Regions from separate parts of the Homo sapiens genome. Here region 1 is linked to region 2. Evidence: read pairs that join two places in POLR2A ChIA-PET (ENCODE). Cell type or tissue: Caco-2. All regions are shown on one strand. Links, peaks and the distances in the headings refer to the core of each region. The heading gives the core; the rest is flanking DNA. Region 1 has its middle 17 kb from the start of ATXN7L1. Region 2 holds the start of LOC107986833 (a long non-coding RNA gene).

What was found. Peaks named below come from ENCODE experiments on the same cell type or tissue, not always from the same donor. Only the 100,000 strongest peaks of a DNase experiment are listed, where the experiment ranks them.
Region 1: POLR2A ChIA-PET joins it to region 2 with 7 read pairs; 6 of 35 experiments call an interaction of 5 or more read pairs at or near these places.

The regions. Positions count from the first base shown.
Region 1 is chr7:105,886,056-105,901,938 of GRCh38, forward strand. No RefSeq gene overlaps it. Among named protein-coding and RNA genes, the nearest start is that of ATXN7L1, 17 kb to the left of the region's middle. RefSeq lists a silencer at 2,305-2,501. In Caco-2, for the core only: no CTCF peak of the experiment used is centred there; no DNase peak of the experiment used is centred there.
Region 2 is chr7:105,989,581-106,005,463 of GRCh38, forward strand. It overlaps CDHR3 (cadherin related family member 3), which reads left to right. Exons shown (of 19, transcript NM_152750.5): 5 at 5,171-5,265; 6 at 6,670-6,774; 7 at 11,882-12,030; 8 at 14,918-15,107. It overlaps LOC107986833 (a long non-coding RNA gene), which reads left to right and starts at 6,786. Exons shown (of 2, transcript XR_001745316.2): 1 at 6,786-9,870; 2 at 10,843-11,412. RefSeq lists an enhancer at 1,027-1,674. In Caco-2, for the core only: no CTCF peak of the experiment used is centred there; a DNase peak (open chromatin) is centred at 7,711.

The DNA of each region.
Region 1 (15,883 bases), core at 6,917-10,916, 100 kb before region 2:
TACCTCAAAGGTTGATCACGTCCAAAATGATAGTGATGAGATCGAGAGAAACCCTGATGTAGGCCAGTTAATTTTAGGTTTTCTTTTTTTTTTTCTTTTTCATTCCTGGATAATAAATGCCTAACTCTCACCAACTACCTTGCCATCATGGGCTTCTTCGATCAGAAATCTAGTAAGAGAGTATGGTGGGGGCTGCGAGACCCATCATCACTACCAAAAAACATGAAGTCTTTTCACTTTCAATATGTGAAGACCTAAATTATGTAATTGGATGAATGATATTTGTAGAGTCAAAGAGAATGTGAGTTCTCCGTCTTATGGGTATAGTTATTATGTAATAATCAAGTAATGTGGTCTTTTATTGTCTTAATCTTTCACAAACCATTGCTTTCCTACTCCAATAGGAAGCCTGATCAGATACTAGATAGCTCTTATTATTGCCAATGTATGGATGATGAAACTGAGGCTCAGAGAGGAAGTAAAATAAAGCATGGCTCCCCCCTACTGGTTTACTATATTCCAAAGTTATTAAACACCTGGCCAGCACTGCTGTGTAGGTTGTACACTGCACAATTGTGTCCCTTCTAAGGAGTCAGTGTTCAAATCACAGACATCAGAGATTTATTATGATAATTTTTCTGGCAGATGGCAGTAAAGTAGCTTATTCTAACAAAATTGGGAATATAAAGACTATTTTCTAACAGATGGAAGTAGTTTTTTGAAGCAGGTGAGCCTTTTCCTGATGCTCACTCAGGTGCTAGATGGACTAGCAGAAAGAATGGCGTCATTGATGTCCCTTTGTATGTGTTACCAGTTCATCTGGGAATTTTACTTTTTGCTGGAAAAGGAGTCACCCTCCCTTGCCAACCACATGTGTGGTTATACATTGGTATTGCAGAGTGATGCCATTTACAAGTAATACATTTGAGTTGGCAGATTTCCCAAGGTTTCTTTTGTATATGAGAAACATAGTGCCTTGGGTCATGGAATAAATATAAGAGCCTCGGTATCTAATTTTGGTTGTTCACACTTCAGTTAGGGCTTAAGTCATCCTAAGCTAGGCTTGGAAGAAAGAGACATTGACATTTGTATTAGTTTAATAAATTTGGCAGCAGGGAGGTGCAAAGAATGTTATTTCAATTATAGATTGACCCATGATTGATTTAGCAACATGCGTTGCTTAGGTTGTAATCGATGCCAAGTAATGGCAGGTTCTGGACTCTTAGGAAGGTGGGCACAAATGTTGGGGAATTGATCAATGGATGAGCTCCATATTGGCCTTCTACAGGGAGAATAAAAATACAAGTAAAATATTGTAAGATGGGAGTGATAGCATTGCAGATGTTAACACAGCCTGTCCAAGCTTTTATCCTTTGTACCTACGCAGCCATTTTTTTTAACACATGGGACACTATTCTTCAACAGATTTGTTCTCTTCTAAGTTTGTTCTGAATCTGTAGTGTGTGTCATTTCACGGTGTTTTAAAGAGGAAAAGGCCTTGCTTCAGTTGAGAAGGCTTTGATTTTTCCACCTACACAAATACCCTGGCATTCAGGGAATCTGGCTAATTTAAAAAATTATCTCTTATAATGCCTAGTTACTACCCCAGTTCGTGTTGGAGGTGGAGTATACAAAGGAATTACAACCCCCACTTTATAATCGGGATAAGAGAGGTTGACAGACTTACCTTGCCTGGCCCAGTGCCAAGTGCCACGTGGTATAGACTAAGAATAGTTGCTTCTCACGAGGAGCTTATTTAGTTTGGGGGAGATTGTGTGCAATCAATAATTAGGAAACAGGATAGCCTGTGAGAAGATGCTGATCTGATGTGCAGGTAGGAAATGTCACAGGAGGCTGAGCAGCACGGATGGCTGTGGTGGGCAGCAAAGTCTCAGGAGAGAGGAGAAACTTGAGCCCCGCTGTGAAAGGCAGGGAGGATATAAATAGCTGGTGGGCAGAGTGACCCAAGGCTGAAGGATGTGAATAGTGGCCATCTTAAGTAAGAGCCTCAGGTCACAGAGATAACAGTTCCCTGTATAAAGACCTTAGTGGAAACCAGGTGAGTCTCAGGAAGTTTGGAATCAAGAAGACTTTAAAAGAGTTGCACAGTGTTTCCAAGATTAAAATCTGCAATGTGACATAGTATAGCTAATAATACAATGTGTTCTTAGTCACAGGGTATATTTCTTTTTTTTTTTCTTTCTTTTTTTTTTTTTTTGAGACGGAGTTTCACTCTTGTTGCCCAGGCTGGAGTGTAATGGCGCAATCTCGGCTCACTGCAACCTCTGCCTCCCGGGTTCAAGCGATTTTCCTGCCTCAGCCTCCCTGGTAGCTGGGATTACAGGCATGTGCCACCACGCCCAGCTAATTTTGTATTTTTAGTGGAGAGGGGGGTTTCTCTATGTTGGTCAGGCTGGTCTCGAACTCCCGACCTCAGGTGATCCGCCCCCCTCAGCCTTCCAAAGTGCTGGGATTACAGGCATGAGCCACCGCGCCTGGTCTTAAGTGGTATATTTCTTTGAGAAATACTTTTTATCAAGAGCAAATCTCTAAAATTAGAGCTCTGTCGATCCAAACAAGCTAATTAGGTGAGAAAAATGAACTTTTCAAAATCCTTTAACCATCTGGTTGGCATGTTTAAAAACTACAACCAATCATACTGATAAAAGGGTAGTCTCTACATTTGTGGCCTACCCTTGAAAGCTCCAACACTGGGTCGTTTTTGTAGACAGAGTATATAAAATTTTCATTCTAAGTAAGCTGACCAAACAGCTGAGTCTGCCTAGGAAGTCCTGGATTATGCTACTTGTCCCAGTAAAATTATTAATAGCTTCCCCTTTCAGAATCAAAAGTGTCCTGGTTTAGATGATAAATTATATGGCTACCCTAATTTTAAATGATGCACTTTAGTCTTTTTTGTTTACTCTGTGAGTTGTCAGTGGCCAAAAAAGATGTTTCCAGCTTAAGAGTATTTGCCCACATGTGAATCCTGTCTTTATGAAATAGTTGTATTTTTTCCCTTGCGCAGAAAGCAATCGTTGCAAAAAACTCAGAAGGAATTGAAAGGCATAAATAAGAGTTATAAGCCTATAAATAAGTGTTAATATTTTGATATATATATATAATGCCACGCATTATCAATAATATATTTATATACCTTTAGATCCCCAATCTCCAAACCAAGCCACCTTATATATATTAAATATCTAGAACTATATGATAACACAGCCAATATAGATCAATATAATCACTTTTTAAATAGTTGCTTTTAGAGACTATAATATTCTAGTGATTGGTTCTTAAACTATAATATTTTTAACTAATCCCCAGTTTTGGCTTTTAGGTTTTTCTAATATTTCTATATGTTATTGACAGTGCTGCAGTAAATGTTGTGTGTAGCTAAATCTTTTTGCACATCTACGATTATTTCTTTCTCTTTCTTTTCTTTCTTTTTTTTTTTTTTTTTTTAGATGGAGTCTTGTTCTGTTGCCCAGGCTCACTGCAACCTCCGCTTCCTGGGTTCAAGCTGTTCCCCTGCCTCAGCCTCCCAAGTAGCTGGGACTACAAGTGCCTGCCACCACGTCTGGCTAATTTTTTATTTTTTATTTTTTTGTAATTTTAGTAGAGACAGGGTTTCACCATGTTGGCCAGGCTAGCCTCTAACTCCTGACCCCAGGTAATCCACCTACCTCAGCCTCCCAAAGTGCTGGGATTACAGGTTTGAGCCACAGTGCCCAGCCTATGATTATTTCTTTAGGATGCTTTTCTGTAAATGGAATTGCCAAGTCAAAGTGGATGCACATTTACAATTTTGAAATTGCCAAACTTTGCCAGGGTGTATGAGAATTCCCATTTCCTCATGGCCTCATAGGTGCTGTATGGATGATTCTTTTTCATCTTTCAGTCTGAGGAGAGAATTTCATCTCCAGCTTGTTTCAGTTGTATCTCTGCTTATTGATGATTTGTATTTCATTTTTTTGTAAATTGCCTACCTTTCTTTTAGAGTGTTCACCTTTCTCTTAATGAATTGTGAAAGCTCTTTATATTTTAAATAAAATACCCCTTTATGTTATAAATTGCAAGATTTTTCCCTGACTTGCTATTTGTCTTTTAACTTTATTTATGGTAGATTTATGTGTATACAGATAAGGTAGATTTATGTAGATTCAGAAGTCTTTACTTTTTATACAGTTATATCTATCAGTCTCTTCCTTTATAGAGTTTTGTACTTTTTAAAAGGACCAGGTTTGCAACAAAATTAACCTGTGAAACTTTTACAGTCTTATCTGATGCTCTAAAACCCTTGATCTCCTTGTTTCAAACTTTATAGTATGGGCATTGCACATAGGTGAGATAATTTTTGTTTCCATTTCCGTGGTTCATTATATCCTTCAGAAGGGGTTTAGGCACTTTAGAAATTCACAGATAAGTCACTGCAAGTAAGAACTAGCGATGAGCATTCTTTTCCTCAACCACAAACCACACGTGCCTCTATTTGTATAATAGAAGGCTATAATGGGAGTCAAAGGGACTAGTTTGTTGAGAATGTTGCTGAATATATCATGTTGTCCCATTGATGTGCTTTATAATTGCACTGATGTGTTTTCCAGAAAACTGTGGCACCAACCCAGGATTCTAATACATAGTCAAGAAAATGCTACAGCCTGTTGTAGCTCCCCCAAAGCAAGCAGCTCTCCATGGAATGGCGTCCCCAGGCTTCACACCATGGTCAGGAGGGCCTGCCCCACAAGTGCACATCCTGCTCTAGCTAGGACCATTGTGCCTGAGTTTGCATCTGGGTTCCTATGCTGGTGTGCTGGCTTGAACCACATGTGAATCTCAACCCCTTCTTTGTCTTTGAAGGTAGATACATCAAGAGAACTCCATCATGGGTGGGGTGTCTTGGGGATGAGCACCAAGGAGTGAATGTTTGGTTTTGATAAGGAATTATGAAAGAGCAATAAATATGCTAACTGTAGAATAACCTGCTCCAACAGCAGAGAACCAGGTTTCTGATCCAACTCTGGGGTCCAGACCAGGGGCTTGAGAATAGTTTTTATTATGAAATGACCCTGTTAGGGGTTTAATTGGCCTCCTCCCAAGATGCTGTACTTTTATGTGAAGTGCATCAGGGGTCCCTTCTATTTGGAGAAGATAAACTAATTTCCTTCTGTCTATCCAGTGCCATTTGGTCTCCCTCTCCCATCCTCCTATTCAGTAGCCAAAGAACTAATTTGGCTACAATACAACCCTCTTCAGAGTGCTGGGGAGAGAGAGAAATCAAATATGAGCAAAGCCCACACCCTCTGTAGTGGGCAAAGCTCATTTGTAAATAATTTTAGTCTTGTTGCTCATTCAGTAATTCTGTATCCCTCCCAATAGGTATTGGCAGCGTGTCAGATGGCCACCAGTTATGAAGAGCTTCCCCATTTCCGAAACCCCCTAGCTTCTCAAGGGTCTGTGAACTGGGGAAACCAGTTATGCTAAAGGAGTCATAGACCCATTCTTTTCTCTTTTTGAGGGCTGGGGTGGGGAATGGTAGAGTGGAACAACATCTTCTATTCATCTACTCATTCAAGAAGCATTTACAGAGCTCTCCTCTGTGGCAGGCCCTACCCGAGAGGTGGAAAAGAGAAATCTGGACACATCGTATGTCTCAGTTTTCCAAAGGCATTTCACAAAATGAGTAATAACCTCTGTTGGGCTGAATGGTGGCCCCTGAAGATATCAGGTCCTAATACTTGACACCTATGAATGTTACCTTATTTGGTAAAGGCTTTGTAGAGGTGATTAAGTTAAGGATCTTGAGTTGGAGAGATTATTCTGGATTAGCCAGTTAGGCCCTAAATGCCATTAAATGTATCCTTGTATAAGAAGGAGACAGAGAAATAATGACACACGCAGAGGAATAGGCGATGTAAAGATGGAGCAGGAAAGGTTTAAAGATGCTAGCGATGGAGATTGGAGTGAGGCAGCTACACACTGAGGAACACCGCAGCCAGCCGGAACTGGAAGAGGTGGGGAACAGATTCTCCCTGCAGAGCTGCTGGAGGAGTGAGGTCTTTTGGCACCTTGATTTTGGCTCACTGAAACAGGTATGGGACTTCTGGCCTCCAGAACTATGAGAGAATAAATTTGTGTTTATTGACTCCTCCAAACTTGAAGAAAATGTGTTATACAGTAGTCCCAGGACCATCCTTGCAGGTAAAATGGAGACGTGGGTCTAGAAGACAGTGCAAGTAGGTGTCAAGGTATTTGACCAACTCTGTCTGTTATTCAGTCACATGGGAAATACTGACTGACTACTCAAATCTACAGTGCTTCAGGCACTGGAGCAGTGGATAAGGCAGACAATATCCCCACTGACACTGGGGTAGGGGGAAGGAGCAGCTAATAAATAGGTAAATGAAAAATATGAACAAGGTAACTTTAGCAATTGACAAGTGCCTTAAAGAAAACAAAACAGGATAATGTGGAATGGCGGACGGGGATCCTTTTAGACTAGGTAGTAGGAAGCCCTTTCTGGTGAGAAAGCCTTGGAGCTGAGTCCTGAAGATCATGAAGGAGCTACCATCTGGAGGGAGAGCATTCCAAGTGGAATGAGTGGCAAACACAGAGGCTTTGAGATGGGAATGAGCTTCCTGTGTGTGAGAAGCAAACAGAAGGCCCAGACCCCTCTAAGTCAACAGGGATATCATTGCTCAGGGAGGGCTGTGGGATTCTGTCCTAGGCTCTGCCCTGTACAATTTTCATTTTTTATAATTAAATTGGAAGAAAACGTAATGCATCATAAATGTGCAGGCAATATAAAGCTTGTAGGATGTGTACTGGGTTAGAGTCAGGGGTTGAGTTTCAAAATACCTTGACAGGCATGAACAAAACAATGAACTTCAGCAGGGACAAACTGTGAAGTCCTGACTTGGGTCTGAGAACAAGTATTTGCCTAAGTCAAGAATGGGAACCTGATTTGAGTGCGGTACTGGTGTGAAGTCCCTGAAGCTGAGTGTCAGCACGTAGCATGATGTGACTGCCATAAAAAAGTCAAGCACTTTTACAACTTTTTTAAACTGTGGGGTACAACTCCAGGGAGGAAGTAGCCAGGGGTCTGTTTGTGGAGGACTGAGTGGGTATCACATTTTATGGGGTCACAGAAACAGCTCATTATTTGTTTATTCATTCAATTAATAAATGCTTAATGAGCACATATTATGTGCCTGGCACTGACTAGGCTTTGGGGTAAATAACAGTGAATAGGATGGAAACATTTGATGACTTCATAGAGCTGACATTCTAGGGAGAAGATAGACATGGCAGATTTAATTATACACATATCTTTTTCACTGTATTAGATTTTTTCAGATTATAAAATTATAGTAATAAAATAGCAATATCAAATATTACTGAAATACATAACATAGGAAAAAATATGCCCTGTCAATTCATCCTCCCTCCCCAGACGTAGCCACTGTCAACCAGTTTGTGCACGTTTTTGTAACTTTTAAAAATATACATGCAATGTATTTTTAAAGCATAAAAGGGGAATCATACACGTCTGAATTTTGTTTTTTAGCTTCATATATCTGGGATATCCTCTCACATGAACACAAGGAAATCTACCTCATTCTTTTTAATGTCTGAATAATATTTCATGCTATGGATGCATTATAGTTTATTTGACTAATATCTTGTTGAAATGCATACCGTTTCCATTTTCACTATTATAAGGATTTGCAAACAATTGTTCTACATACCTTTTTATATAGCCTGTGGTCATATTTCTAAAGCACAGATTCAGAGAAGTGGGAATACTGGCTGGGCGTGGTGGCTCACGCTGGCTCACTATGACATCTGTAATCCCAGCACTTCGGGAGGGTGAGATGGGCGGATCACCTGAGATCAGGAGTTTGAGACCAGCCTAGCCAACAGAGCAAAACCCCGTCTCTACTAAAAGTATAAAAATCAGCTGGGCGTGGTGGTGTGTACCTGTAATCCCAGCTACTCAGGAGGCAGAGGCAGGAGAATTGCTTGGACTTAGGAGGTGGAGGTTGCGGTGGGCCGAGATCAAGCCACTGCACTCCAGCCTGGGCCACAGAGCGAGACTCTGTCTTGCAAAAAAAAGGAAAAAAAAAGAAGTGGAAATACTGTATCAAAAGGTATGGAAAATTTAAATGATAGATACCACGTTTCTTACCATTCAGGATGTACCTCAGTGAGAGTGCAGATGAGATCACATGTTTTCTTGCAGCCTCAACATTCCAGGCAGTGTAGACAGTGCAAAGGTCCTGTGGTAGAGGGAACCTGGTGTATCAGCAGGACTGAACAGATTCCCTAGGGGCAGAGAGCAGAGAGCCAGGTGGGGAGTGAAGAGGGAGGCATGGGCCAGACCTTGCAGGGCCTTGCGATTCATCTTGAGGGTTTTGGTCCTTATCCCAAGAGAAAGGAGAAGCCAAAGGGAATTTCATGCAAGCTGACATGATGAGATAGGCATTTTGAACAGGTACCTCTGGCTGCTGTACAGGCAATGGACTGGGAAGATGGAAAAGTAGATGTGAAGAGCACCTGGGGTAGCTATTTTGGGAGTCCAGGTGAGAGATGATGGTAGCCTGGACTCGGGTGGAGGCTGGCCATGGAGAGGAGTGGCTACATTTAACCGTTTTTTAGGCCACAGAACTGATGGAAGCTGATGCCTAAGTGGGCTTAGGTGGGGACTGAGGAAGAAGGCAGTGTCCTGGAAGAAAGATGGAATGGGAGTTATCATTGGGATGATGAGATGTCAAAGGAGCAGGTGATGATTGGCCAAAAAAGTGAAGATCCAGAGGAGATACCTGCTTTAGAGAGCAGCCTTTGCACCCTTGTCTCTCATGCCCGCAGCTCTATCAAAGGCAGGCTGACCATGGGATTCTGCCACCCTGGCCACAGCTGATTGGAGTGGGAAAGTACCTGAGCCGTGGCCATAACGTGGTCTGGAGTGAAAGCCTGCCCATGAAGGGGCAGTGCCAAATGGAGCTGATGAGATGTCCTTCATGGAGTTTGAAGGAGAACCCAAGTGAGTGGCAATGTTTGGAGCTGGGGAGTCAGAAGAAAGGCCACACAAGGAGAGGGCAGGAAATGGAAGTCGTAAGTTAAAGTCACAAGGAAACAAGGAGAGAAGAGAGAAGCAGGTGCAGGAGAAGGGGCTGAAGACCCATATAGCGCTAGAGAGGGATGGATGACCTCTGTTCCCAGTATGGCTGAATGCTTAAGAGCCAGTCTTTCAAGCTGAGCAGATCTGAGTTTGATTTCCCACCTCTTGTGCTAACTAGCTCAGTGACCTTGAACAAGCCACCCAACTTCTCTAAGATTGTTCTGTTCATAGACATTAAAGTATTTATTTCTCGGAGTTGTTGTGAGCTTTAAAGAGATGTGCGTGAATACCAAAGAAGATATTCACAACACAAAACCACCAGAGAACTGGTCTCCAGACTTTTTTAAAAAAACAAAAGTCTCTTACAAATCAGTAAGAAAAAGGCAGGCAGCCCAGTAGATAAACAGGCAAAATACTTGAACAGACACTTAACAAAAGAGGATAGTAAAATGGTCAAAAAAAATGAAAAGATGATCAACATCATTAATAAAGAGAAACACAGTGAGATTCCATATGCAACAATGTGGACGAATCCTATGAACACAACGTTGAGCTAAAGAAGCAAGATAGAGATGAATGCATAAAGTGATTCAATGTATTTAAAGTTTAAAAGAACCAGGCATTAAAACTCCAATTAAATATTTTATACTCTCATCAGAGAGGCATATGTGAAAAATCGGATGATACCAACTGTCGGTGAGGATACAGTACAACAGGAAATCTGTATGCTGCTGATGGAATGTAGGTTAGTATAACCATTTTGGAAAACACCTTGGCATTATTGAATAAAACTAAAAACATGCATGGTACACAACCCAGTAATTTTGTTCTTGGGTGTATGTATATAAGAGGAACTTTTCATATATACCACGTATACATATACATATATGTGTATGTATGTGTATATACATATACACACATACAAGCATGTCCATAATTTTATTGCTATCATGGCCTCAGAAACAGTGCAAATACCCATCAACTGTAGAATGAGTAAGTAGATTGTGATATATTCACATAATGGAGTACTATACGGCACTGAGGGAATTAACTATGCTATAGAGAACAATATGAATGAATCTTATAAACACGATGTTGAACAAAAGAAATAATATGTATTATTTTACTTTAGAATTCAAAAATAAGCAAAACTAAACTATAAATTATATAATATAGTTATATATTGATATTATATAGCATAGACTGTTGAGGAAACTATAAAAAAAAGTAAGGAAACAATGATCACAAACATCAGAGTAGTGGTTACATCTAGGAAGGGAGGGGCCCTGGGGCCTGAAGGGAGTGCTCAGAGTGAGAGGACTCTGCAGTGCTTGAGCATTTTCTGTTTCTTGACAGACCAGGTAGTTACACAAGTGTTTGCTTTGTGATTGTTCATTATACTGTATATTTGTTTTGAACACTCTAAGAGTATTTTATTCCACAATTTAAGCAGGTTTTTTAAAAAAAAAAAAAAAGATAGCTAACACTTGTAAAATGCTTGGCATAGTGCCTGGCCCATATTAAGAGCTCAACAGATGGCAATTTTATTTACTGGTATAACCCAGTTGTTAGAGCCACATTGTATCCTAAGCAACCTTCCAGCTCCTGAACCAGCTCTAGTCTCCATGCGGTCTGGCTTTGAGGTTGAGATTCCAGATCCCTCTGTTTCCCAGGCTGGCCCCAAATAAACCCTATTACTTAAGGCAGTGCTTTTCAATGGATATGTGATGGTTTATTTTATTGCCTTAAATGCTTCCCAAGTGAGCTGCAATGTGTAAGATGTTTTTTGGGAGCATTTCTGTTGTTATACAGTTCTGGAAAGCTAGATTGCTAATTGAGCACCGCATGATGTGGGATAGAGTCAGAGTCTAGCCTGCTGCAGGTCAGAGTTCAGGCAGCAGAGGTGGAACCTGATGGCAATGTAGTGCCAAAGAAAAAAGACCTGGGTTTCAAAGACAGAGGCTATGAGGGAAGTAAAGACACACTCAAATAGCAGTCATGTGGATGGGGACCAGAGGAATCCCAGGACAATTGTGGATACCATTTTAAGCCTTCAAGTGTGTAACCCCAAATTCTAGCATTCCACAGAAAGAGTGACAATCACTGATTTAAGGTAATCTGAGAATGTCTATTCCTTGCAAGCCTAATAAAGAAGTTTCCATTTCATAGTCATCAGAAGGATTGTTGTATGCAATAGCTAATGATAATACTAGCTAATAATTATTGGGTGCTCAACAGAAGCCAGGCACTGTGCTAATATTTCATTCTTACCTCAACCCTAGGAGGTAGGTACTGTTATCTCCCTTTCAGTAGATACAGCTGAGGCACAGGGGAGTTCAGTAACTTGCTGAAGGTCACGCAGCTGGTAAATGCTAGAGCCAGGAAGAAGGATCATTCTTAGTCTCTAGTTCTAGAAGCAAGGGTGTGGCCCAGGGTTTAGGAGTTAGATGGAATGACATTTTGCTAACAGTAAGCAAAAACATGCCAACAGGCCAATCCAACATTGGAATGGGGAGTTTTAGAAAACAGCAAATTCTCTCTAAGCAGCATGACTATCAAATATGTTTTAGAAGAGATTTTTGCATTGGGTAGCAGGTTGGACTAAATGCCTTTCAAGGTCCTTCAAAGAACCCAAGATTAAAAGTTTAGATCTTGGTAGAGCTTCAGATTGGGAGCTGGACTGTATGCTTTTTATTTTTTTTTTAATTTGAACTTCCAAACTCCAATGCATACCCTGATGCATAAACTATGTACACTTTTTATTTTGATGTTCATGAACTTCTCAGAACTCTTGAGGCATGGTAAAATTATTTTCCCTATGTGGTTTTTTTTTTTAAGTCTTTTAGCTGACGGTAGTTGTGTAGCATCTTTCTGACCAGCAAGAAAATGCCTTTCTAATCTCTAGAAGAGAAATTGTTTGCATAAGGTGTTCTCCCACATTTATGTCTTTAATTTCAGACGAGAGGCACTGATCTTTTCATAAGGACTTTCCTGCTACACCTCCCACAAATGGTGTGTGTCTTGTGAACTCTATAGGTGTGGCATTGATAATGGTGTTTGATAGTGTTTGGGCTGTTCAGAATCTGCCCTTTATACTGAAATGGTATGTCTAGCTTTGTTTCCAGGATTACAGAAACTTCTTTGGTCTATTTCCGTGACTGCATTCAGTGGAGACACATTACTTTCTGCTTTTCAGAGCCTGAGACCACCTTCCAGGACAATGGAGGCATATGGTGGCATTTCTAGTTGGAGTTGGCGCTGATTGAGCCTTTGCCATTACTTGGCAAAATTAATTTGGTTGTGGTTGGTTGTTTGACCCGGGGGTGGCATTTTTCTGTGGGCAGAATAGTAGAGCTGAGTTGCATATAGTTGTTTTTAAGGTCTTTGGATAATAACCATTTTAACCAAATGTGTAGAGGCTTTGAAATTGCCATATGTGCAACTTAAGTTATCATTTCACATACAAGTAGTTCATTAAATATATTAATTGAGTTTATTGAACATATGCTTTTAAAAATAGACTTTGTATTTTAGAGCAGATTTAGGTTCACAGCAAAACTGAGCAGATAGTACAGAGATTTCTCATATACCCACCCACTTGCATAGACTCCCAACTAACAACATCCCCCACCAGAGGTGGTACATTTGTTAGAGTTGATGAAGCAACACTGACACCTCATTATCCCCCAAAGTCCACCATTTATATTAGGGTTCACTCTTGGTGTTGTACATTCAGTGGGTTTGGACACATTTTTAATGACATGTATCCATCATTATAGTATCATACAGAGTAGTTTACTGCCCTACAAATAGTTTGTGTTCCACCTAGGCATTCCTCCCACCGTTCTAATCCCTGGCAACCTTTTTTTTGTTTTGTTTTACCTTCTCCATGGTTTTGCCGTTTCCAAAATGTTGCAAAGTTGAAATTAACAGTATGTAGTCTTTTCCAATTGGCTTTTTCACTTAGCAATATACACTTAAGTTTCCTCAATGTCTTTCTGTAGCTTGAGACAGCTCATTTCTTTTTAGAGCTGAATAATATTCCATTGTCTGGATGTACGGCAGTTTACTTATCTGTTCACCTACTGAAGGATGTCTTGGTTGCTTCCAAGTTTGGGCAGTTATGAATAAAGCTGCTATAAACATCCACATCCAGGTTTTCGTACGGACATAAGTTTTCAACTCTTTTGGGTAAACACCAAGGAGCATGCTTGTTGGATCGTATGGTAAGAATCTATTTATTTTTGTGACAAATTGCCAATCTGTCTTCCAAAGTGACTGTGCCATTTTGCATCTGCACCGCAGTCAGTGAGAGTTCCTGTTGCTCCACATCCTTACCAGCATTTGCCATTGTTGGTGTTTTGGATTTTGGCTTTTCTAATAGGTGTGTAGGGGTATCTCATTGTTTTAATTTGCATTTCCCTAATGACATATGCTATGGAGCATTTTTATATGCTTTTTTGCTAGCTATATATCTATATATAGCTATATAAATATATATTTTTTATTTCAATAGTTTTTGGGGTTCAGTTGGTTTTTGGTTAAATGGATGAATTGTATAGTGGTGAAATCTGAGATTTTATTTTACCTGTCACCCAAGTAGTGTACCCAATATGTAGTTTTTCATTGCTCTCCCACCTCCCCCTTACCTCCTTCTGAGTCTCCAGAGTTCATTACACCACTGTGTATACCTTTGCATAGCCATAGCTTAGCCCCTAATTATAAGTGAGAACATATGGTATTTGGCTTTCCATTTCTGAGTTACTTCACTTAGAATAAATGGCCTCCAGCTGCATCCAAGTTGCTGCAAAAGACATTATTTTATTCTTTTTTATGGCTGAGTAGTGTTCCATGGGGTGCACCTGTGGATAGCCTTTCCTGAACACTTCAGCGGGGCTGCCTCTCCACAGGCAGCGTGCCCTCCAGTTGCAGGCTTGCGCGAGGGGTAGAGTCACAATCCATCTCAACATGGAACATCAGCCTTCCTGCAGATGAAAAGAGGTGTCTGTCTGATCTGAATAGCTGGGACACTGGGTCAGGAGTGTGACTAGGAGGTGGATCACTTTCAGGGGAGCTGAGGTGTCCGTCCCTTCCTTCTGAGAAGACCTCCGTGCATTTCACTGAGAGCTCCCTCAGCTGCCTCTATTAGGGCTGGGACCTCTACCCATCATTGGGTATTGCATTTACCCACTTTGCTTTAGCCACCAATTTTTTTTTTTTTTTTTTGAGACAGGGCCTCACTCTCTCACCCAGGCTGGAGTGCAGTGGTACAGTCTCAGCTCATTGCAACCTCTGCCTCCCAAGTAGCTGGGATTACAGGTCTGTACCACCATGCCTGGCTAATTTTTGTACTTTTGGTAGAGACAGGGTTTCACCATGTTGCCTAGGTTGGTCTCGAACTTCTGAGCTCAAGCAATCTGCATATCTCAGCCTCCCAAAGTGCTGGGATTACAGGCGTGAGCCATTGTGCCCGGACACCACAATCGGTTTTTACCTGTGGACACCTCCCCTTCTGGCTGGAAGCTCAACCTGTTCAACCCAGTAAATAAAGTGCTAGGGAAAAAATTAAAAAATGCATACTACTGGAGAACAAGATAAGCTTTGAGAGACCTCTGCCATTCTGACCCCACAGGAGACAGTGAGCACATTGCTGCTACAACCAGCAGCTGAGAAAGCCACCATACAAAGACTCTCTATAACCAAGGAACTCACACAGAGTCTTCACCCCTGAAAGCACCAGGAGCAGAATTAGGTGACAATAAACTGTGTCTTTTTTTATAAGGTGTCTATTCAGATCTTTTGCCAGTTTTTCAACTGGGTTGTTCGTATTCTTATTGTTGAGTTTTTAAGAGTTCTCTGTATGTGTTAGGTAAAATTCTTCATCAGATGTCTTTTGTAAATATTTTCTCCCAGTCTGTAGCTTGTCTTCTCATTCTCTCGAATATACACTCCTCTGACGGTGCTCTGTTAGATGTTTTATGGGCACAGAAATTATATTTAGCACGGAATTTCTCCCTTTCAAGTTGCTCTCATTCTTATTGGCAAATACCTATTTCCTGGGTGCAGAAAGATCCCCATTGCTGTTTCCTATTGGCTACTCATGAAGCTGTTAAGTGGATCGTGGGAGCAGTAAACACTCCAGATAATTTGTTTATTTGGGAAACTTGCTTGGATAGTGTTTTATGTCAGAATTCTATGACAAACTGTGCTTTGGTGACTTATGTATTCAGACTCTGACTTATCTGGGAAGACAAAATGTCATTAGCATTCTAAGAAATATTAATGACTGCTATTTATATACCCCATCCACACCACTTTCACTGGCATCTGGCATTGATGATTGTGAAGTATTGATGACTTTTCCAAATAAGATGGAATATGGCAATTTGGTAAAGAGCAAACATTTTTATTTTATTTATCTGGGGTTAATTTTTTGTATTTTGAAATATTCAAAAATACTTAGTAGAAGGGATCATTTCTTTTTTCTTTTCTTTTTTTTTTTTTTTTTTTTTTGAGATGGAGTCTCCAGGCTGGAGTGCAGTGGCATGATCTCGGCTCACTGCAAGCTCCGCCTCCCGGGTTCATGCCATTCTCCTGCCTCAGCCTCCCAAGTAGCTGGGACTACAGGCGCCTGCCATCACGCCCAGCTAATTTTTTGTATTTTTTAGTAGAGATGGGATTTCACCGTGTTAGCCAGGATGGTCTTGATCTCCTGATCTTGCGATCCACCCGCCTTGGCCTCCCAGAGTGCTGGGATTA
Region 2 (15,883 bases), core at 6,122-10,121:
TCTTGCTCATAGCTCTAGGAAGTGGCAGCCAGTTGTGAGTTTTGGTTTTCCTGTGTATAAAGTGGTCATCATATGCCAGACCTGGCCCTATCAAGGGTCCCAGCTGGATGGGATCTTTCAGGTCCATTGGGCAGTCCTTGATTTCTGGATGAGGGAGGGAACTGAGGGGTCAGGTAACTCCAGTGAGAACCCAGGTCTCCTGACCCACCTCCCTTCTACTCTGTTCTGGCAAGTTCTGCCACTGGCTTCCTACCCCTTGCTTTTCTGAGTGACAGCATCCCTGTCCCCACCATACACCCCCACCTGCCCCAGTCATTCAGCTCCCCTGGTGTCTGCCTGCCAACTCAGGAGTCAGGAGTCACCACCTGAAGTCTTAGCAAAAGGCATTCTTCATTCTACTCCAGGTTCTTGTTCAAAGGCTCATAAAAGGAAAAAGCAAAGGTACTGGACAATTCCCACTCCAAATATGTGGTCACTGCTGGCTGTTTGCATGTGGGGTGGGACACTCTCAAATAGATGGGGATCATTGTTATTAAGATTAGCAAAGCCTGAATCTTGCAGCACAGAACCCAGGCCAATTATGGAAAAAGAATGACAGAATGTGAGGGCATAGGATCTGCAGCTTTATCGGTGAAGGATTACATTAATAATAGCATTTTGCATTTGTCATCGTGTCTCTTCTTAAAAACATTCAAGTACTTGCCTGTAACCCACTTAGCTCATCCTCAGAACAATGAACCACGAGCAGGAGCCACGTTAAGGACTTGCAGTGGGTAGTTTTTTAACGATAGTTTTTTTTCTTCTAGGCACTCTTCCTCCTTCCTCCTCCACGTCCCACCTCTGAGCTGAGACGAGGGTGGAATAGGGGAAAACAAAGAGAGGAATTGAGGCTTTTACAAAATATTCAGCTTCCATTGAAAAATATAGGAATGTGGCAACATATTTGTAACTTGCCACAGTCCTGAGTGCTCTGGCCCTCTGGGGTGGGTTTGGGGCCATGTACTCAGTGGCTTGTGGAGCCATTGACACTCCCTGGATGTGGGCCGAATAAGGGTCTTTCCTTCTGGAAACTCAGCCTGCGGTGGCCTGGTAGTTGACTGCTCTATTCTATAAAAGACAAGAAGCTGAATTCTTGTTGTTTGTTTCTACTGAAAGCAACTGATAGCTGCAAAGTGGCACAGGTTGAATCATTGGTCGGTGACTCCTACTGCAGTGGGGAAGCAAGCCTGGAGGTGGCGTTCCCCTCGTACCCCAGGGAGCTGACATTTCTGGAAACTGGGCCAGCTCCCTCTCACCTTCCTTTCTCCCTACACCAAGGCACAATCAAGGGTGAATGGGGCAGGAAGGATGGGCTTCTTGTCTTCCAAACTAAAGCTTTTGTGTCTGAGAGCAAACCTAGCTGCAAAGGGGCGGCAAATAGAGAAACCTGGGGTGGTGGTAAAGAAATATTCCCAGCAGGAAAACCAGAGAGCTTGTCTGACAAGCATTTGTTAACTGAATTGATCTGATTACTCAGGACTTTTCTTAGCCAGGACTGGGGGCAGAGAGGGGCTGCAGTTGCTTTTCATTCTATTTAATTTCTGTTTTCCAAGAATGAATATCAAGGGAGCAGCTTTGATTAAACAAGCCTTTAAAAAGGGGGAGAAAATGCCAGGTTTTACAGAGAGCCTTGCTGAGTCGCTGGCAAATGGCCACATGACACAATATTTTTAGTCTTTGGATATTATCTCCTCTCTAAGTACAAAACTGCTATTCCCATTAACACAGCTCTTAGGTTCAGAGAAAAAAGAAATTAGCCTGGTGTTAAAAAGAAAAAAAAAATCAAGATTCCAGGAAATCATCCTCTTCATAGAAATTAAAAAGAAAATTCTCATGTGCCTAGTTCTACAGTTCTCCACATCCTTTTTATCTGCTGCTGTTTTTCTTTTTTCCTTTCTTTCCTTTCTGCATAAGTTGTTGAGACTGTGGGCCCAACTGGAGAAGATTTTAAAGCCAAGTCTAGCATTATTACATTCAAATATTTTTAAAAAATGTTTTACAGGATGGTTTTTTGTTGTTGCTTTTTTGTTTTAAGATTCTCTAAGGTGGGAATGTTGGTCTTACTAAGATGGGAAATGAACAAGAAGAAAACCCCAATATTTAACATCGAACAAATATTTATTGAGCATCTATTATGTGCTAGTCACTAAGGATATAGCAGTGAATAAAATGAAGCCCTTTCCCTCATGGATCCCTTCTAATGGGACAGCAGTAGTTAACATTTATTGAGGGCTTGCCATGTACCAGGCATTGTTCTAGCACTTTATATGATAACCCGTGGGGCATGCCCTAGTATTATTACTCTTTGCAGGCACTCACATGGCTACAAAGTGATGAACCAGGGTTCACATCCAGGTATTCTGGCTCCAGAGTCACCAAACTTAATTTATTACCCTAATTTGTGACTCTTGTATTCCAGATGAGTCTAAGAGTCCTTCTTCTCAGTTCCCGTCATATCCTGTATGTATCCCCTTTGGAGCACCTCCCCAAACCTTTGTTCCCTCGGTTGACCATAAGATTTTGGAGTGTAGGGCCTGTCTGCATTCTCTGTATCCCAAGGCCTTACAGTGCTTGGGACCAACCAGAATTGGAGATCCAGCTCCTAGAGCATTTCAAAACACATGTGGAAGGACGCCCTGATTCAGGTACATACAGTAAATCTCCTCCCCAACCCATGAGTCTCTAAAACCCTGTCATTCTATCATATGTAGCTTAAGGTGCTGATTTATGGATATGCGAGGATTCTCTGCAGGGAAGGCTCTGCTCAAAGACAGAGGACTGCTCTGTGTGTGGGCAACTTCAGGCCTAGGCAATTGCTGTCAGGCCGTGAGCTGGAGTGTTAATGGGGGGCTTGGGATTTAAACCCCACACCTGGGAGTACTGCCAAGGTGCTTGCACAATCTGTGGGGCTGGGAGAAGGGTGCTCTGTGGCATCACCCAAATATTTCCCCTTAAAAATGAGCAGAAAACACCTAAATGATCAGCAAGAAAGATTTAGTAAAATAAACCCCTGTGGTAGGATGCTGTGCCATCGTTAACTAACCAGGCTATAAAATAAGACTTAAGAATAGGGGTAAATGCTCAAGATATAAACACAATGAACAGATATTATAATTTTGATGATAACATCATTGCTATTTTTGGAGGGTATACGTTTGCATAGAAAAGAACAGAAGGCTAATCACCAAAATGAGATTTAATAGGTGGCATATTTCATTTCTTTTTTATACTTTTCTGTCTTCCTCAGTTTTGTATAAAATATGGTCAATACAACTAGAAAAACATTATTAAATAATAAACAAAAGGAAACTTTAAAAATGGCTTAAAAACGTTATATTGGCCTCAAAGGAGACCTTTAATCTATTTTCTGTGCACACTGTCTTCTTGTGCTGGGAGCTCAGCAGCGATCATAACACAGCAAATCGCTGGGTTGGAAACCTTGGCAGGTGTTTCCTTTGATTCTAGACTTCAGGGGCTGTGGCTGTGGTTGCAAAACCTCCACTGATGATCTGATCCAGAGATCTAAGGCCTTGAGGATAGAACATCCCTCATCCTAGCAGGAAATAATGAAACCTTCTAACCTTAAAGCCCTTTGGAAGAAATGAATATAAACATGTGAGTCTCTAGCGTTGCTGCGATCCTTCATATTTTACGGCACGCATTCTCATTTAATCCTCAATAACATGAAGGAGCAATTGGTCACATCAGCCCTAAGTTATAGGCAAGAAAGGCACTTGTCCCAGATCTTGTGGTGAGGACCAGAGCTTAAGCTAGACGCAGTGGCTCATGCCTGTAATCCCAGCACTCAGGGAGGCAGAGGCAGGTGGATCACTTGAGCTCAGGAGTTCAAGCCCAGCCTGGGCAACATGGTGAAACCCTGTCTCTACAAAAAAAAATATAAAAAAAATTAGCCAGGTGTGGTGGCACACACCTGTAGTCCCAGCCACTCGTGAGGATGAGATGCAAGTATCACTTGAGCCCGGGAGGCGGAGGCTGCAGTGAGCCATGATAGCACCACTGCACTGCAGCCTGGGTGACAGAGCCAGACTCTGTCTCACAAAAAAAAAAAAAAAAAAAAAAAAAAAAGAAGAAGAAGAACTTGGACCTTGAACCAAGCTCTTCTGATCCAGGCTCTTCCCCTGTTTTCTTGACTCCATTGTGGAAGAAACAGAGCAATCCTGATGGGCTGCCATGGGTGGCACGGGCATGGTCTTCCTATGGGCTCACCCTCAGCGGGCTGTACACATAAACCTGTCTCTTCCTATCAGATCAAGGAGATCTGGGCAGGGTGTCATCAAGAGAGCTGGGCTGGAAGCCTATGATGACAAAGACTCTCAACTACCCAAAGATGTAGGAAGGACTTTCCTTATGCCACGTGCCAGGGATTAGATTTCAAAACAGCTCTTCTGAATCCCTAAACTGGCTTCCAACCTGGACTGTAAGCCCTGTTATGTTTCATTCTCAGCTCACCCTTGTCCCTTGTTCCTTCAGGCATTTCAATAACTGATGCTCATGCATTTTGCGCCCTGCTATATTGTAAGTTGTTTTTAAGGGTAGTGACCAGATCCTACTCACTTTGGTATAGTCCTATTACCTAGTGGGTAGTAGCTGTATTAAATAGGTAATAGGTATAGTCCTATTACCTAGTGGGTAGTAGCTGTATTAAATAGGTATAGTAGCTGTATTAAATAGGTAATAGGTATAGTCCTATTACCTAGTGGGTAGTAGCTGTATTAAATACACTGTATTTAAATACAGTGTTGGTTAAAGCCAAGGCATAGAATCAAAGCCAGAAGTTGTCCAGGAGTGAGAACACAGTGATAGGGATAAGAAGATTGGACTCAGAAGCAGAGCCTGCCTTGACAGGGGCCTTTTATATGCTTTCTGTAGTTAGAACAAGATCCACTCACCAGCTTTTCAGGGTGTGGTCAACCAGGGCTCAGACCAACAGAGCCAGAAGTTTCTGTATTCAAGAGCGATTAAATTGGATAACTGCTCTTTGAACCGCATCCTGATGCATCGAGAACGTTCCATGGGCTAAGAACATAAAATAGGAAATGAGCACACACATCTTCTGGGGAAGGGTGGGCAGGTGGGCTGATTTCATCAATTTTTTTCCCTTGTTTTTTAGTATTTCCTGATTTCTCCCCCAAAGAGCTTCAGAATGTCTGCTAATGGCACCCTCTTCTCCACAACAGAATTGGACTTTGAAGCAGGACACAGAAGGTAGTCTTGCTATTGACCTTGCATGAAGTACTGTTTATCTGAGGGTCAAGGAAAACATGAGGGATAGGTCACAGTGCAACCTGAGGGCAGCTGGGGGGAGCCCCTTGAGCAGTCTACAGCGTCATTGTAAGTTCAGATGGTAGTGAACCCCAGAGAGGGATGGGGAATAAGGCAATTGTCTGGGAGGCCTCTTTTGGTCTCCAGAGAACAAGAATGACAGTATGGGAGAGGGTGCCCAAGTACAAGAGTGTCATGAGCAGTGCAAGGTCAGACATAACCAGGTCCATGCACATTTGTGTCTTTCCATAAGGTCAGGTTTTCACTGATGCTACTTCAATCCTAAAAGCCATGAGCTACATGGAATTCCCAAGGAGGCAACTCTCCTTAGACCTCTTGCTAACTCAGTAGTCAGAGCACATAGGCTCAAGCCACTCCACAGGTCAGTCAGTATTGTAAACCATACATAGTATACTTCATCAGCACATAAATGTTATAAATTAAACATTCCACATCAAACAAAGTAACATTTAACATCATGAGAAAAGAGGTTAATAAACCAGACCAAGGACGGTGATGTGGACACGGAGAGTGTCTTGGCCACATCCAGATGGTCATCAATGTCTTGCAAGGAAGAGTCTTTGATTTGGGCAGATGCTGGGTGCTGATTACAAGTGACAGCAAGACAGGGTCTGTCAAGATGGCCTTGTCGAGCCGGTGAAGTCCTGCTCGTTTTATGGCCCTTGAGTCCACTGGCGAAGACTGGTAGTAAAGGATTATGCCCTTATCTGGTTGAGTGTTGTCTTTATTGATTAGGTGACCATCTGGACCCTGTTGGCTTGATGCCTTTTGAAATGGAAGATGGCATTTTTTTTCTAAGATGTAGTCATTAATGTCAAGGGTGATCTATACAAGATTTCTCAGACCCCATCTTGTTTGGGAAAGGCAGCCATCCAAGCAAAGGGGCTGATGAGGGGAAGTGGATGACAACACATTGGCCTTGGGGTGAAGCAGGTGAGGCTCCTGGCTCTGCGTCGGGTGTGGGAACAAGAGCTAGCCATGTGAGCCATGGGGGCCTCACTCCCTCCAGTGGGAGTGATATGCACTTTCCAGAGATCTTGTGAAAAACACCGGGATAGATGTGCAGCATGGCGCTTGAGCAGATGCTGGCCTGGTGGGACAATGGTGGTGAATAGCCCCTGCAGAATGAGAAGCAGCCAGCGGGTTTGGAGACGGGGGGAGAAAGGTCACCCTGCAGGCCCTGAGACTGTGGGGGCATTACGGAGAGGCTCACCACCAAAGGGGCAGGGTCTGCTCTCACTCCTCCCACCCCATGATTTTCCCCATCCTATTTTGAAGTAGTGCCAGCAAAGCTTGATTCTCTCACGTGGAATGTTTCCCTGGCAGTTTCCATCTCATCGTGGAGGTGAGGGACAGTGGAGGCCTCAAAGCCTCCACAGAGCTCCAGGTGAACATCGTGAACCTCAACGACGAAGTCCCTCGCTTTACCAGGTAGGCCTGAGGGCATGCAGGACTCCCTGGGCCGCAGGTGCGTCCTTCTTAGGCGGCCTCGTCTCCTCCGGCACATTTAATACAAGGCAGAGGGATGCCCTTTGCTGTGGCCTGCAGGAAAGATTAGAGGCACGTGCTCTTCAGAGTCTTTATCTGGGCCTCTGGACTGCTGTTTTCCACCTTTGCTGCCTCTGCCTCCTGTACCCACACATTCACATGCACCATGGGATTTTGGATATGGTGGGGAGAAGGGGTGGACACATGCCCCGGGGTGTGGCCTGCACTGTGCACATGCAGAGGGTGCTTTTAAAATAAAGTGCCGCGCTTTAGTAACAGCAGAGTCCCAGAGCATGCATCATCACTCACGACTCCCTAACGCCCGCTCCTAGTATGTTATCCTCACACCGAGGAGAGGGCTATTTTCACGGTGCCTGCCTGTTACTGGCTGCTCTAAAGTTTCTTCCTGCCATGGTGGATCCAGAAAAGTGATCCGGCTGTGTCTGGCAGCTCCTCTGTCCAGCAGAGGTGGGAAGGGTAAATGCATCGGGTGGAGGGTAGTTTGTGGAAATGTGCCTGGCACTATCCCAGGCACAAAATGAAGATCTGAGCCTATTGTAGATGGGGATTTAGGAGGAAAAGATGGGATTCTGAGCTAGTAGATGGCACTGCAAACAGCCTGGCATACTGCTTACAGAGCCTCTGCCTGCCCCAGTCCCTGAGATGGGCATAGAAGCCAGCCACAAGGAAAGGCAAAATCACCTTTAACAGCATGAACGGTTATGAATAGATTCAGCACAGGATACTCCACCAATAAAAGACCATTAGGCCTCAGAGCTGGGTAGAGGACTTGCAAAACTACTCCAAGATTGCGAGGTATTTAAGGCAACCTCACTCCCAGACTAACCTGGTGCCACTTGGCAAACACCACAATTGCACAACTTCTGGATGTTAACATAGTCTACAGTCCAGTTGCAGGTGTCAAAGAATGCGTCTGCTCCAGCCCTGCAGCCTGGGCTGCAGTTCCTTTTTCAATCCTTGACCCTCAATTTATCTGCTGCTATTAAATGGCTATGTAATGCTTTCCATCAGCACCTGATGCTGGGTTAGGTTCAGAAGGAGAGCTCAGTGCCTTTGGGCTGACAGGTGGCTCCTGGAGCAAAGTCTAGGCAGCTTATTAACAGTTATGACATCCCAGCCCGGACTCAGGCTCAGGTATGGGCCCACACAGCTCTGCAGATTCTTCAAGAACCCCCAGAGGAAGGTGATGGCTGCAGGGCTGGAGCAGATGCATTCTTTGACACCTTCCCCACAAGTCCCATCTGGGAGGAGGGGAGGAAGGTTAATGGGGTTTCAAAGGGGAAAATAATAAGTCCTCCCCAGGGGCAGAGCTTGTAAACCATCTGGTTTGGATCACATCTTCCAAAATACAGAAACTGACTTTTAGCAGAGAGAGAGAGAGAACATGACCCTCGCTGGCGTGGGATGCACCCAGAGGTCAGCCTGGAACTCTCTGGTTCTCATTTTAGGTTTGAAAGAGGAACATATTGGGCTCCATCCCCAAGCAGATAGCATGATCTGTGTGACGGTCTTTTTTTTTTTAAGTCAGTCGACTTTATTTCAAACAGCATTCCTTGGATGAAGGTGAGGGTGTGTCTGCCAGAGCCTCACTCCAAAAGAAGGAGTGGGGGCAGGGTGGCTGCCCAGGCTTGGCTCAGGCAGTCAATGAGGGTCAACCTCATCCCTCAGCCATCAAAATTTGAAAGGATTTGCTTGGTTTCAAACTACGTGCTGACTTGGAGGGCTTTCATGGTTCCCTTGAGCTTCTCAGCCTCCTTTTCCTGTAAATCAGTGCTAGCACTAACGATAACTTCTTTAATTCAGGATTAACAAAATTAAATCTTCAAACAGACTCAAGTGTACTGAGTTTGAGCCTGAAATACAAATGTAAAATGTACAGACAGCCTTTCTATCTTTACTATTTGTTAAACGCATGCAATTAACACAACCAAAGCAAGTCCTATGTCTGTTCTTGAAAATGTCTCCCCATTTTACCCCTGGTGGTGACAAATGTCAGAAAGCTTTATAGATTCAGGATGCATGCTCCAGGAGTCTGCCATTATTGAAGTTGAACATTTTATTATAAAAGCACCTGACACACCGGGTGCAGTGGCTCACGCCTGTAATCCCAGCACTTTGGGAGGCTGAGGCGGGTGGATCACCTGAGGTCAGGAGTTCGAGACCAGCCTGACCAACATGGTGAAACCCTGTTTCTACTAAAAGTACCAAAGTAGCCAGGCATGGTGGCTGTAATCCCAGCTACTCAGGAAGCTGAGACAGGAGAATCGCTTGAACCCAGGAGGCAGAGGTTGCAGTGAGCTGAGATCATGCCATTGCACTCCAACCTGGGCAACAAGACCAGAACTCCATCTCAAACAAAAAAGAAAAAGAAAAAGAAAAAAAAAAAGCACCTGACATATTTACTGTTTCCCTGTGCACAGAGCTTGCTGTGTGTGCACAGCACTTTATTTTAGAGTTGGGTAGGTAGGTCTTTCTCCCCTCCTGCCCATTTCTTTTGTATTTACTCAGTCCTTTTCCACCTGGTGCTTGGCAGTGTCATGCACACCTTGGGCACTTACTGAATACTCATTCATAGTGGTGAAGCCATCCATGGCTTCCCAGCATTCACACCCTTCCCTGTGAGTGTGGCCACTGGCCCAAGCTCTGGGGGTCAGGTGTTACGGGGAAGAAGGATGTGGGAATACAAGTGGTAGCAGAGCTTTACTGTGTCAGGGTAGCTGCATGGCACCTAGCTTCACTGTGCTTTGAATAGCTCTTAACTGTGGTCTCCGTTGAATGATATTTTATACATACCTGTATCTTGGATTCAAAAATCAAATAGACTAAAGATTTTATCTCCTGCCAGGCTTAATGTCAGGTTAGCCAAGGAGAGAATATTTCGCCTGAGGAGCTGCATCGTGGCCAGTAGCCTGACCAGTTCCCTTCGTGGGGATCTGGGTTCCTGGAGCACCCAGCATGGACTAGATGAGCCTTCAGAGCAGAGTTTCTTAAACAGCGGAACTGCTGGCATTGAGCCAGGTACCCCATTGTAGAGGGGTTGTCCTGTGCATTGGAGGATGTGTAGCAGCATCTCCAGCTTCTATCCCCTAAACATCAATAGTAGCTGTCTCCCCTAGTTGTGAAAATCAAACATGTTCAGACACCACCCCCGGCCCCCCAGCTGAGAACCACTGCCTGAGAAGGAAGGAGGGATGATGGGAAGAAGGGGCTTTTCCTCCCCAGGTGTCCTCTCTCTGTCCCGTGGGGAGGCTGGGAGCCTGTGGTTGCCACCTCTGGCATCACCTTATAATCATCCTTCCGAAACATTAAAGTCTATGCAGATTAGCTGGGCATCTTGTGAAAAAGCCAGTCCTGGTTCAGAGGGCTGGGGTGGGTGGGCCTGAGGTCTGCATGTCTAACCAGCTCCCTGGTGATGCTTTTACTAGGAGCATGCTTGGAGCAGTAGCTCATGGCTGTGTGATTAGCACAGGCATCTTAGTGGCCTCTTTTTTGGAAGTTAACAGAACCCGCTCATGATGACCAAAGCAAAAACATACTACATTAGCAACAGGGGCATTCACAGAAGGGACCGAGGGGCTTGGCCCAGCCTGGGGGCGCTGGGGCCATATCCTTCCCTCCTGGCTCTGGTTTTGGCTCCTGCCATCCCACCTCTTTGGCCCCATTCCACTTTGTCTATTCCTAGATCCATCAGGGGCAGCATTACAGATTGCCTGAGAAGGGGATATGTCAAGTAAGGGAAAGGATGAATGGGCCTGTTTCAGTGGGACACTGGGGTGACCTTAGGCTGAACATGATTACTCTCCTCCAGCAATGGAGTATACCCACAGAAGTCCACCTTGTGAATAGATGTGGGGGGACCCTGGATCCAGGGAGGAGCTCTGGTAGGGAGGGTTGGGGTGAAGCCCTGGTTCCTGCCTTTCTCTGACTGCCCCTGACTTAGCTATTGATTCCCTGCCATTTCTCCTTCCTCTGGCCCTACCTACCTTATAGGGATGGTGAGATAGCACAGCAGAAATATTCTGAGCTCACGAAAGGAATGCCGTCACTTAGATCTGAGAGGTACTATACCCCTTTCAAAGAAGATCCCACATGGGAAGACCTCCACTTGGGTAACTGGGAAATTAGAGGTGACTACTTGCCCCACTGAAATGATTTTCCCTCAGCAAAAGGACTTCCTGCAGAGTTGTTTTAAACAATAAGCCTCCCTTAGAGCATTCAAAATTACTCAATGTATAGTTAGTTAAAACTCCCAACCTATCAGTCTCATTACTGGCCTGTTCCAAAGGCATTGGTGAAGGTCTGAGGAAGATGGGTAAGTTGGTGATTTGGGGTTATCTTGCAAGAAGGACAGTGATGGGGCCTGGTCTTCTTCAGGGGACCTATTTCTCAGTTCAGAGAGCTGACCTCATGATTAATGCAACTTGGAAAGGTGCACGAGTTCTGTGCATAAATTCTATATCCTCAGGCAAAAAAAAAAAAAAAAAAGACAAGGAAGAAAAAAAAGTGAGCAAACACATGAGAATAGAGAAGCTTTACAATTTTTCTGGCTTCTGGTGGCAGCCATGGGATGGGAGTCAGGAACAAGGGAGGGAACCCGCAGCTCTGGACATGACCCTGGCATGTAACTCTGGACACAGTGATATCTAAAAGAATCCAGGGACATCTGCACAAAACGTGGGAAAATGAGAAAAGATAGCTGGATAGGCCACCTGTCCTTATTTCAAAAGACGTTAATGCCAAGGCTGATCTGAAATGACATCAGGCAGAGGTGCATAGAGTCAGAGACTGTGGCCCATGTAAATTGTTGCAATGACAGCGTGGTACTTTCTTCACATCCACAGGGATGTGGTCTTTGGGGATACAAAAGCCAGCCACCCCTCCTTTCCACTGCTGTGCTCTCCCTCTGAGCATGTTGATGCAACTTGAACAGCTCTGCACTATATTTAGCACTAACCAAAATACCAATCGCCTAGATGCTACCTTCCCGTGCCCCTGGAAATTAGCTGTGTCTGCTGTATCTCTGTTCCAGCCCGACACGAGTGTACACAGTCCTGGAGGAACTGAGTCCAGGAACCATCGTGGCCAATATCACAGCGGAGGATCCTGATGATGAAGGTTTTCCCAGCCACCTCCTCTACAGCATTACCACTGTTAGCAAATATTTCATGATAAATCAGTGTAAGCCACTCACTTCCATCCTTAAGTGCATCCTCTAATTCAGCCATGTGGATTGTCTTACAATGTAGTTGTCCCTCGTTACCCATGAGAATTGGTTCTAGGATGCACCGTGGATACCAAAATCCACGTATGCTCAAGTTTCTTCTATAAAATGGCTTAGTATTTGCATATAACCTATGCATGTCCCCCTGTATATTTTATATTATCTCTAGATTCCTTATAATACCAAATGCTATGTAGATAGTTGTTGTATTGTTTAGGGAATAATGACAAGAAAAAAATGTCTGTATATGTTTAGTGCAAATGCAGCCAGCCATTTATTTTTCCTGAATATTTTAAATCCTCAGTTGGTTGAATCTGAGGATGCAGAACCCATGGATACAAAGGGCCAATTGTATTTTTCTTATCTTCTGGTATTGGGCATGTCTTTCTGTCTGGGGTCATCATTGGTTACCAAGGTAATAGATGTATTATAAGCAGCTGGCATGGGGGTTGGGCAAACTAAACAGGGTTGACAGCTATGTCACCCTTCACCTTTGTGGGGGATGGGTGGGGGGCAGTGAAGAGATTTATTTTCTTACCCATTGTTAGGCTTGTGACTGAGACCTCTATAAAAAAAGACAGATTAACAAGAGAAAAGCATACGAATTCATTTAATGTTAAGTTTATGTCACACCAGAGCCTTCAGAAATGAAGACTCAAAGAAACAGGGAAACCCATGTGTTTTTATGCTCAGTTTGATGAAGTGAGTAATTATGGAGAAGTATGATTGGAGGACAAAAGGGTGTGATAAACCTGGGAGAATTTAGCAAGGTCCGTTTGTTCAGATTCTTCCTGGCATCTCTGTCTTCCAGAATAGGATGTTCCTTTCCTCCAGTTATAGGTAGGTTACCTCTGGAATGAAGCTCTTATGACTGCTTCAAAACTGCTGTTTTCTCAAATGCCAAGGTGCCATATTTTGGGGTAATATGTCCTGAATCCCATCACCTTTTTCTCAAAGGCAGGTGTGTAAGGATGGATGGGTTACTTATCCTGAGGGTTCCCTGAAGTCTTCTGAAGAGAGGGGCTATATTAGCACTGTCCAATAGGAATAGAATGAAGCCACTTACGTAATTTCAAAGTCTCTAGTAGTCACATTTTTAACAAGTAAAAAGAAATAGGAGAAATTAATTTTAATTAGGTATTTTTAACATGTATAAAATATTGTTTCAACATGTTATCAATACTTAAAGGTCATTCATGGCCAGGCATGGTGGCTCATGTCTGTAATCCCAACACTTTGGGAGGCTGAGGCCAAAGGATTGCTTGAGCCCAGGAGTTTGAGACCAGCCTGGGCAACGTAGTGAAACCCTGTCTCTACTAAAAGTTTAAAAATTAGCTGAGTGTCATGATACACACCTATAGTCCCAGCTACTCAGGAAGTTGAGGCAGGAGGATCCCTTGAGCCCAGGAGTTTAAGGCTGCAGTGAGCTATGATCATTCCACTCTACTCCAGCCTGGGTGACAGAGCAAAAACCTGTCTCAAAAAAAAAAAAAAAAAAAGTGATTCATGAGATATTTCATATCATTTTCTTTGGTACCGAGTCTTGGAAGACTGTTGTATGTTTTGTACTTACAGTACATCTCAATTTGGATTAGCACCATTTAATTGCTCAATAACTCTCATGTGACTAGTGGTAACTGTATGGGACAGTGTCATCTTGGTCAATCTGCCAGACTGATGGGAGTTATTTTTCCATCTGAATATCTCTGAAGGGGACTTCTCTGCTCTTCTATAACCATCTTTTTCTGGGGCCTTAGTACACACCAGGCATTATGCTGAGTGATTATTCACATACATCTCATCTCAAGTACTCAAGATAGCAACTCAATGAACTATCATCATTCACATTTTACAGATGAGGAAACTGAGGCCTAGGGAGAGCCTCAGGCAGGTCAAACAATTTGTTCAAGGTCTTACAGCTTGTAGGTCATGAAGCAGAAGTACCAACCTAAGCTGCCTGATTCCTCGGGCCTGTCCTCTTAACCACTACCGGACTGTCCCACCTTTATAAGTCCTGATTGCATCACCAAAAAGGACGTCCAGCCTTAGACAATGCCAGAAAAACAATGTCCTGTTGGCTCCTTAGGCTTTCGGGCAAAAGACACCTATTCCCAGGAGAGCCAGGCAAAGGCAATAATTGTGCACTGCCTCTGAAAACATCCTGATGCCCTGTCAGCTGATAGTGTAGGGACAACCATGGTTGAGAATTCTGTTCACTCTAGTGTTGCGAAATTCAACTTTTAACAAGTAGAGTGAGGTTTTTGGTTTTTTTCTGAGCATATTTATTAAGATTTTTTGGTTGCAGGTAACAGAAACTAAGGTAAACCAACCTAACCAAAAAAAAAAAAAAAAAAAAAAGAAAGAAAAAAAAGGCAGGCACATCTATCAACAGGATTCTGTGCATCTCTTAAGAAAATGTAAAAAGATGGGGACATAGAAAGGATGTGACCCAGTGCTGCTCCAGGGACCTTGGTTCTGTAGCTCCACTATTAGCCTGACTGATCCTCCAATGTGTGCCTTTCAGTTATAAATTCTCCAATAAGAGAGCCCTCTGGGTCAAGCTGGAGTCAGTTATTCACCAGTCCAGTCCACTCTGGGCAAGGGCCGCCACCAGGGACCCAACTCTGAAGTACAGTGTGAAAAATCCTAGAAGGGTCAGGCCAGATACCCCAATGAATGTCTAACACAGGAACTTAATGGGTTTTCAAAAATGTATTTGTATAGAGATTATGCTCTGCATAAGCTCTTCCTCATGTTCGAATGGTCTTTTCCAGTTTTCTCCAAGTTTCTGTATTCCTTTTCATTTCTCTTCAAAGGGTCACGTTCTAACCTTTGCTTTCTCAGTGACTGGTACAATCCAAGTGGCCCAAAGGATAGACCGAGATGCAGGTGAATTGAGACAAAATCCCACCATTTCCCTGGAAGTTCTAGTGAAGGACAGACCATATGGGGGTCAGGAGAATCGCATCCAGATAACCTTCATTGTGGAAGACGTCAACGACAATCCTGCCACATGCCAAAAGTTCACCTTCAGGTATGCACACTTTGAAAGTTGGGCTGGACATTCTATCTCTTTGGTGGCCCTCTGCCCTTCTGCTTCTCTGGTATATTCTCAGGAGAATTATAAGCATTTGGAGAAACAGCTCAGTAGAATAAATCGATGTGAACTGTTCACTGTTGTCCACAGGTTTCCTTGTTATCGTCCTTTTTTCTTCCCTCTCTTTCATTTTCCTTCTTCATTATCTCCCTTGTTCACTTTCTTACTCTTAAGAATTATTTTTTATTTTGCTCCCTTCTATATCTGGCTCATCTCTGTTGGTGAAAAGGACCACAGGGACTTGTTAGGCCCTCCCTGGACTGTGCCTGTTCTTTGTTTATTGCCACGGGTGGCAAGATGGGGCTGTTAGTTAGCAGTTATAATAGACGTTTGAGACTTAGGATCAGTGAATAGGAACTCCCAGGAAAACATACCACCAGCCAGATGAATAAATCAAACCAAGTACTTAGGTAAAACCAAACAAAGCATCGAATTCACCTTACACAACTTAATTGAATATAAACAAAAGACATCCGAAAGGGAAAAAATGCAGATACAAGTGGGATACAAGTGATCTTGTATATTTTGACTCATTCTTTGTCCTACAATCTATTTGCTATTATTTTACAATAAAGTCCCTTGTGATTCTGGGTTAATAAGCTTTTTGAAAACAATATTGTCTTTCTACTATTTTGTCAAAAAGCCACATGATTAGTACTTGCCCATATTAGCCTCGTCTCTGAGGTTTTGTTCCAGCCAGTCTCTGGTCTCCT